Linked DNA regions of Mus musculus: region 1 is linked to region 2. Evidence: chromatin contacts called from ENCODE Hi-C or POLR2A ChIA-PET data. All regions are on one chromosome and are shown on one strand. The core of a region is the stretch at or near the end of the contact, and the rest is flanking DNA. Distances in the headings are between cores, read along the strand shown. Region 1 holds the start of Tmem170b (transmembrane protein 170B). Region 2 holds the start of Nedd9 (neural precursor cell expressed, developmentally down-regulated gene 9).

Region 1 (3,714 bases), core at 558-3,057, 250 kb before region 2:
GAGTTGGAGTAATACTCAGTAAATGGTGAGCTTATTGTCTCCTCTTAGGAGCTGAATTTGCTTGCTTATTTTGGACAGGCTAAGCAGTACAGGCTAAGCAGTACATGGCACAGCAGACAGCATCTCTTGACTATCAAGCTACATACGAAACAGCTTCAGTGAGCCAAGCTGGTCATTAATACAGGCAATATATATCACTAAGTTTTTAATCATTGTACTTTAATAAACAATTCATGCTTTATAAATGTGAATCTGTGGGCAAATACGAACAAGGTCATAAGTAAAATAAAGGGATCTATCTTGAGATGATCTTTATGTAAATTTAACTTTTCAGAACTATAAAAATGCAACTAAGAAGACGCCTCTGCTGGCTCCAGGGTCTCCTTTACTGGTGTGGTTTTCATAAGTAAGGAATTAAGCAACCTGAAAATTTATCTGGGTGGTACGCAATGCCGTTATATTTTTCTCCTTGAACATATGAACCCTGTATCATGCCAGATTTTGCCTATAAGTATACTACATACTATTAATTTGCTATCACACAGATTTTGAAATAGTAACGTTCAATTGGAGTTAAGACATTTTAAAGAACTGAGTTTTTGTTTGGGGTTTTGGTTGTGGTTTCACAAAAGCAGCTACTCCGGAGTCAAACTGTTGACCCTACTGCTTTCCAGTCAATATTACTCTTTAGACGCTATTTTTAAAACTCGGAACTCAAAAGAGTTTAAGCACTTCCACACTGAGAAAACCAGAAGTTTCTTCACAAGCAAACCTGCATATGAAATCATATTATGTGTACTAATGCTTACTCTGACAACCTGATGCTATAACGTAGCTAAACCCCATTCCCAATCACATTGATTAATGAAGGGAAATACACAGAATTCTCCAATTTCACAAATACAGCAACTTGAAGCCAGGAGACAGCCAGACAAAAGGAAATAGCAGAGAAGACAACTGTTTCGACTGCTCTAGACCTTGGTCCAGCCCCTGACCCCGCTATTATCTACTTAGTCATATCTCTCTCTCTCTCTCAACAAATAAAGGAACGAACGGTCGGTCCACCGTGATCACGGTGAGCAGGCAATAGGAGTACTGCAATTGGTTTGACATCTGTCAGCAAGAAAAAGGGCTAAACCAGGAAAGAAAGACTAAAAAAGATCGAAACTGCAAGAAGCGGTGTATGTGCGTGCGCGCGCGCACGGGGAAAGGCGGGGGGGGGGGGGGGGGTTAATGACAGAAACATGAACTGTGATCCAGTCGGGGCACTGGCGCGACTCGCGCGTGCTCCAGCGGCCCGCACCGGGCCGGGTTTGCGGACGCCCCGAACACCCGTGGAGTGGGTCCCCCACCGCTCCCTCCGCCCGGCGCATTACCCGTGAGGTTCCTCAGCACCGTGCCATGGGCCCAGAGGCTCAGGACCTGCTGCACCGACAGGTTGATCATCGAGTGGTCGGCGCCCTCCGCCCTCATCGTCCCCGCGGGGCGGCAGCGGGGCGCTCCGGGGGGCGCCGCTCGGCGGGTGTCGCAGGCAGCGTCCTCCCCGCCGGGGAGACATCGAGGAGCGCTGGCGGGCGAGGCCTGGGGCCGCGGGAGGGACCGCCGCTCCCGCTCAGGGCCCGCGTCGCGCCGCGGGGGCCCGCCACGCCACGAGGCCCGGGTCACGCCGTGAGGCCCGCGCGGAGCGGCAGCCGGCAGGGGCAGGCCGCGAGACGAGGCTCATCGCGGGGACGCGCGACGAGGCAGCGGCGCCCGGCCGCGGCACCTGCCGCCCGCCTGCCGCTCGGCCTTTGGGTAGCCAACACTCGAGGAGCCGCCCCCTCCGCCCGCGACCGCCCCGGGGCGCGCGCATGCGCGTGTCCGCTCCTCGGCCCCGCCTCCCCGGGGGTGAGCGGCTGCGCACGCGCACTGCCTCCCCCCCGCTCCTCGCGCGCGCGCGCGCGCCGCCCTAGGCACCCGGGAGCTCAGGCTGTCGTCGGCTCCCAGCGTCCGCCCGCAGTGGGGCGGAGGGAGCGCCACCTACGTCACTGGCGCCACCGCTGGGTCTCGCCGCTCATTGGCTGCTCCGAGGGAACAGACTCCAAGCCCCTCGCCCCCTCCTGACTGCGCGCCCCCGGAAACCTGAAACCGGTGAGCTGGGCGGGGATGAGAGAGCTGTGTATAGGTCCCGGGAGCTGCCAGGATTTTTGGAGCCTGCGCTTCGCTGCTCCAGATCCTTCCCTCTCCGTGAGGGCGTCTGCGAGCAACTTTTTGCAAAGGTGTAAATGCTCAAGATTTCATTTGTAGGGTTGTCTGAGAGTGCGTCCAGTGACCTGGATACGCCCCTCCCTTTGCTAAATCTACTAAAACAGAAATAGATCCTCTTTGTCATTTCAGCCAGTCTTCTGGCCGGCCAGCAGTAAAATACGAACTCCCCTTAGCTGCAGGATCTGAAACCACTTATTGACGCAGGGCCCCGTAGGTGTCCGAATGAATCCTCCTGGCCAAGGCTGGCTCTAGCGCTTCTTCCAGATAGGACTCTTTTCATCTAAAATTGTGAATCTCCCCAGCACTTAAACTAACTCAGCTTCGTCTCCCTGTCCTTCAAATCCAAGGTCAGCCTCAGAAGCATCTTAACTCCAGTTATGCTAGTTACAGTCTTCCTTGATGTTTGAAACCTTTTAACTTGAAATTAAAAAAAAAAAAATCGTGTTTGCATAAAAAACGTTAGTGCTCCTCACCCCATCCCCCTCGCCCAATTCCATCTTTTTCCAAATACTCTGCTGCTAAAGTTTACAGAAGGAAGTGAAGAAAGAATAGCTAAGCCAATCAAGTGTTTTTGCCCAGTAACTGAAGATTCGAATTGCCTAAATATTGTTGCTTTTGGTGAGCACCTTAAAAATGACAATAATGTATATGCAGGTTTATATTTATGCATGTTTTTGTTTTGCTCCCACAATATAGAAAAAAGTTTGGGCGTCATTAAGAGGAACCGTACTAAAACCTACTATGGTGTAGGGTTCAATGGCTGAATTAAATGTCAATTCAGGAGTATAGACTATCAGACATAAATGAGTTTAACATCAAATTCATTTTAGATAAAGAAGGGGCTTCATTTCTTTCTTTGTTGTTGTTGTTGTTGTTGTTGTTCTTCTTCTTCTTCTTCTTCTTCTTCTTCTTCTTCTTCTTCTTCTCCTATTTTTTTAAATTCTTCCTGGCAGCCATAGTATATGTCCTATCTTTCTAGTCTGAATTAAAGTTCAGAATGGGAAGTTAACCTCATGGTGCTGCGAAGGGATTTAACATTATTAGGTAACATGAGCACATTCACTGACAGATATAGCCAAGCCTCCGAAGGACATGTTAAACTCTCCTGTCGTCAGCTTACAAAATGAACCAGAAAACCTGCTTAACTAGCCAAAGAAGAGATGTTTGTAACAACCGCAGAAAATCACTCATGCTAATGGAGGGCTGTGGTTGCACCAACTACACAGAGGTCCCTTTTGTATCAGCAACACCCATCCTACTACTAGGCTGCCAGGAAAAACTGCTGCCCTAGGCAGAAGCAGTTGCAGGATCAGCTAGAGTCTATCAAGGGCTGTATAGCAAACAGTACAGGGCAAGCTGTTTGAAGCTCCCTTCCTAAGGCATCCATGGATTGTTCCAGATACTTGGTGCTGGTAGAGCGGCTGCTTGGCTGGCAGTCCTTTTGCTCAAGGCTGACAGAGATACAAG
Region 2 (3,695 bases), core at 282-2,781:
GGTCCCTAGTGTGAATCTTCAGGGCTGCCAGGATGATCCTGCTACCGCAATCTGCTTCGTGCCTAATCTGTGTACAAAAGACCTTGCGAATCACACAGGTTCAATTCGGCTTTGAGATCAGGAAGTAAAAGCCATGACCTGGAAGGGGCCTGAACCGGGATGTCAACTTCACGAAGGTGGCCAGGGACATCTTGTAGAGCAAACTCCAAGCTGCAGCCAAATGTGGATTCAATTGTCAATGTAAACCCTACCCCACCCCCACCCCCACCCCCACCCCCAGAAACCACTTTTATGCGGCATCTGCTCTCCTATGCTTTTGGCTTAAATCATTTATTTTCAAAAGTTTTAATCCATTGGAAATTTAGAAGGGGATTGGGGAGGCAAAACTGATTCTGGACTACCTTAGTCAGGAAAGAAGTAAGAGCTGATTTTTTTTTTCCACCCGAGTCGTGCAGTCTGGCTGGAATGCATCCCAACTGGGGGATAGTCCTGAATACTCCAAGTCCTGAGGCCCGAGGAAAAGAAAAGCCTGTCTTCTCCTGAGTGATTCTCTTTCTCTATAGAAATCTCAGAATGGAACCGCTCTACAAATCATGTCCCGCGCTCTGCCTGAAAGAGGCTGTTCTTTTTTTTTTTTTTTTTTTTTTTTTTAAACCAGGCTTATCAAACAGAAGCGTTCTCCCTGAATAATAAGTGTGAGTGGGCTAATGGGTCATTTGGGGGAGAGAGGTCAAAAGGAAAAGGCCTCGGTGTTCAAAAGCGGAATCTGGCAATGCCAGCGGTCAAAGAGGAGAGTGCTGGCTGGACAGGCGTGATGTATCGGGTGTGTTCTATAGAACCTGCATGGGTTCCCACCTATCCTTTATCCTCGGAGGTCCTAGTGAGAAGAACCGGGAAGGCCTGGTGCTTATGAGTGAGTTCCTTTTCATTGAGAAAGAAATGTTTTCCAGCTCCTAGCAGACTGACTTAGCAAAGTACTTTGAACACTTGGGGGTGAGGGGAGCAGCCACAGAAAAGGGAAGGGGAAGAGAAAAGACAGGGAAAGAGAGCTATCAGCAGGGGTGGTTAGTAAAAAAAAAAGGGGGGGGTACTGGAGACAGAAAACCCTTTGTTCCTCCAGCTCGTTTCATGTAGAGATTGTAAGGTGAATGGCTTTGAAATGAAATGGGTTTATGAACTAGTTGCTAGGTCACAGGAAGCGCGATCGTCAGACTGCTTTGTGAATTCGGATTCTTTAAAACTTAGGTTACTCTCAAAAGGAACGTACCTCCTTTGTCTGGTTCCTATGTCTTTCCTCTTTATATTTTTATTTCTCCGGGTGGCTGGGGCCGCCTCCCCACTTTCTGTTTTCTCCTCCGCCCTTTTGATAACGTGAAAAGAAATGATCGTATTACACGCTCTTTGTCGGAGGGTTTCAGAAGTTAGAGGTGGGCGGGGTGGAGGCGTTACCTTCACCGCCACCAGCAGCCAATGGCGGCGCGGTATGCAAACGAGGCCCGCGCCGTGCTGGTCTGGATCTGGGCTGTGAGCTCAGAGACTCCGCAGTGCGCGGGAGGCGAAGGCTTCTCATTTCCATCCAGCCCAGCGCTCAATGGAGGGGCGGACTCTGCAGTGCCTCACTCACTGTGTGATTCGATAGGACCAGGGCTCATCAGATCACCGCCGAGATGAAGTACAAGGTAAGAGTGCCTTGTACGCCGTCTCCTGAGAAGCTAGAGGCAGCTGTGCCGGCCGGCGCCTTTCCCACCTTGACAACTGGGCAGGGATCCCTTGTGTGTCTGGTTTTGCCGAGCTGCGTCTGATCTCGCTTCCAGGCTTCCCCCGGGTGTACCGCCAGCAGACATGCGCTTTCAGATCCACTAGTTCTTGGTGCATGGTTCTGAAAGTTGTTGTGGGTGGCGGAAGGCGGTGGAGTAGAGTTAGCATAGGAGCCGCCGCCAGAGATCAGAGGGTGTCTAACTCGCCTCGCAGCAGGCAAGTCGCAGGTCTCTGCCTGACCAAAGCCAGCTTGGGGAGCCATAATAAGGAGAGTCAGAACTGCTGAGTCTCTGACAGGTTCTAAAAGCACCTTTTCAGATTTTTGCCTTAAGCACTTGATCTGGGAAGCTGTCTGCTCGAGGTCCTTTCGGTAGAAGCAGATTAAAAACCCAGACACTATCATAGGCGCGATGATGGAGAATTCCCACATCCTTATGAATAAATGGCTGTTAGTCATTTCTGGATAACTCTTTATTGGGGTTGAACGGGTCTGAAAGTATGAAGGCTCCGGCTGGCTTATTTTCCCTGACGCTTACAGAATGTCCTGCTCATAATTTTGGCAGCTCTATTTTCCACTGCATTTTGCACCACGGTTTCTGGGGTTACTCTTGGCAAAATGATTATGCCTTGCTCAGCACATCCCGTCTAATGAGGCAGTTTCCAAGGGACTTGGCCCAGTAGCAGTTCATGGCAATGACTTGGCGGTACTTACTTACGATCCTTTTTTTTAAAAAAAAATTTTTTTTTTAATTTTAATGGTGAAGAGACATGAGTCCTCGACTTTTAAAGGACTGTGTCATTTCAAAAATTCGTTTTGGTAAGGTGACTTAACAGAGCCAGTTAACTGACTTAGCTAGGGGCTAACTTGGCTTCCCTCTGCGGTATGTAGCCTCTGGCCCTTCCTTTGGGATAGAAGGCTGTAGCTAACAGCCACTGGTTCCCTGTCTATAAATCTTGTTCAAAAGCTGTGAGCCAAAGCATGAGTGATAGTTGTTGGGGAAGTTCCAGCAGTCTAAAGACCCAGATATCTATTGTCATCTCCTATCAGCTTTCCATTTCGTACATCTATGGGGAGGGGCAGAAGAAAGGAAAGCTCTAGGAGTCAGTCAGAAATGATGCAGCTTTCTACCTGGCAGGAACAGAATCTTTTTGGAAGTGATGGGGATACATGGTATCAAGCCTGCAATGTTGTTTTTTTTTTTTTCCTTCCCATTCTCCCTGTTGTTGAATCAAGACAGTGTTATAGAGAAAAGAGAAAGGATTAACTCTGTCCATCATTGGGACATTAAATAGCTGGTGTGAACTCTGAGTGCTGTAGTCTAGAAGGTGAGGACATGTGACGACATCTAAAGTCACTTTGGTTCAGTGACCTCATCATGTTTCGCTTTGCTCTTTATGGAAAGAAAATATCATGGGGACTGATGATTTACACTGCAGGTGAGAAACTGCAACTGGGGAATGCTTTCCACTTGGCTGAGTCTGCCCAGAGTTGAACACTTTGCCGAGCAATAGAAATACATGGTTATTTATCATCATCATCACCATCACCATCATCACCATCATCTCATTATTATTGTAGACAACTTCACCAGCAAAAACGCTATGCTCCCCAAGTAAACAACTCACACATGGGCACCCTGAGTTGACCATAGCAGAAGCGAGCCACTTTTCCCTCTGTCATAAAGTCTATTTAGCTAATGAAAGATAACTGTCTTTCAGGAGAGAATTAGTCATTCTGTGTAGGAGATGCTGAAGCAGAGGCATGATGGGTAAAGCGATACAAGTCCGTCACACTTAACTCTCCCCATTAGCTCCGAGGCACACTTATTTTCCCAAAGTAGCAACTGTGGCACACAGAAGTTAAATGATGGGTTTTTTCCGACACACCAACTGAGGAGCATGGGATTAAAAGTGATCTTGATCTAATACTGGTGATT

Evidence for each region. Hi-C counts contacts between places; a loop is a spot of excess contacts on that map. ChIA-PET counts read pairs that join two places held with the same protein, here RNA polymerase II (POLR2A).
Region 1: a loop to region 2 is called in a map of left cerebral cortex, with 6 times the contacts of the local background. The contact joins the promoter of Tmem170b here to the promoter of Nedd9 in region 2. A Hi-C loop is called at or near these places in 1 of 37 maps with a recorded cell type or tissue (left cerebral cortex). POLR2A ChIA-PET finds 5 or more read pairs at or near these places in 3 of 5 experiments (Patski and embryonic stem cell).

Annotation. Positions count from the first base shown.
Region 1 is chr13:41,603,975-41,607,688 of GRCm38, reverse strand. It overlaps Tmem170b (transmembrane protein 170B), which reads right to left and starts at 1,807. Exons shown (of 3, transcript NM_001163572.2): 1 at 1,377-1,807. The coding sequence starts at 1,473. It overlaps Gm32184 (a long non-coding RNA gene), which reads left to right and starts at 1,613. Exons shown (of 3, transcript XR_382252.4): 1 at 1,613-2,130.
Region 2 is chr13:41,356,837-41,360,531 of GRCm38, reverse strand. It overlaps Nedd9 (neural precursor cell expressed, developmentally down-regulated gene 9), which reads left to right and starts at 1,531. Exons shown (of 7, transcript NM_017464.5): 1 at 1,531-1,679. The coding sequence starts at 1,668.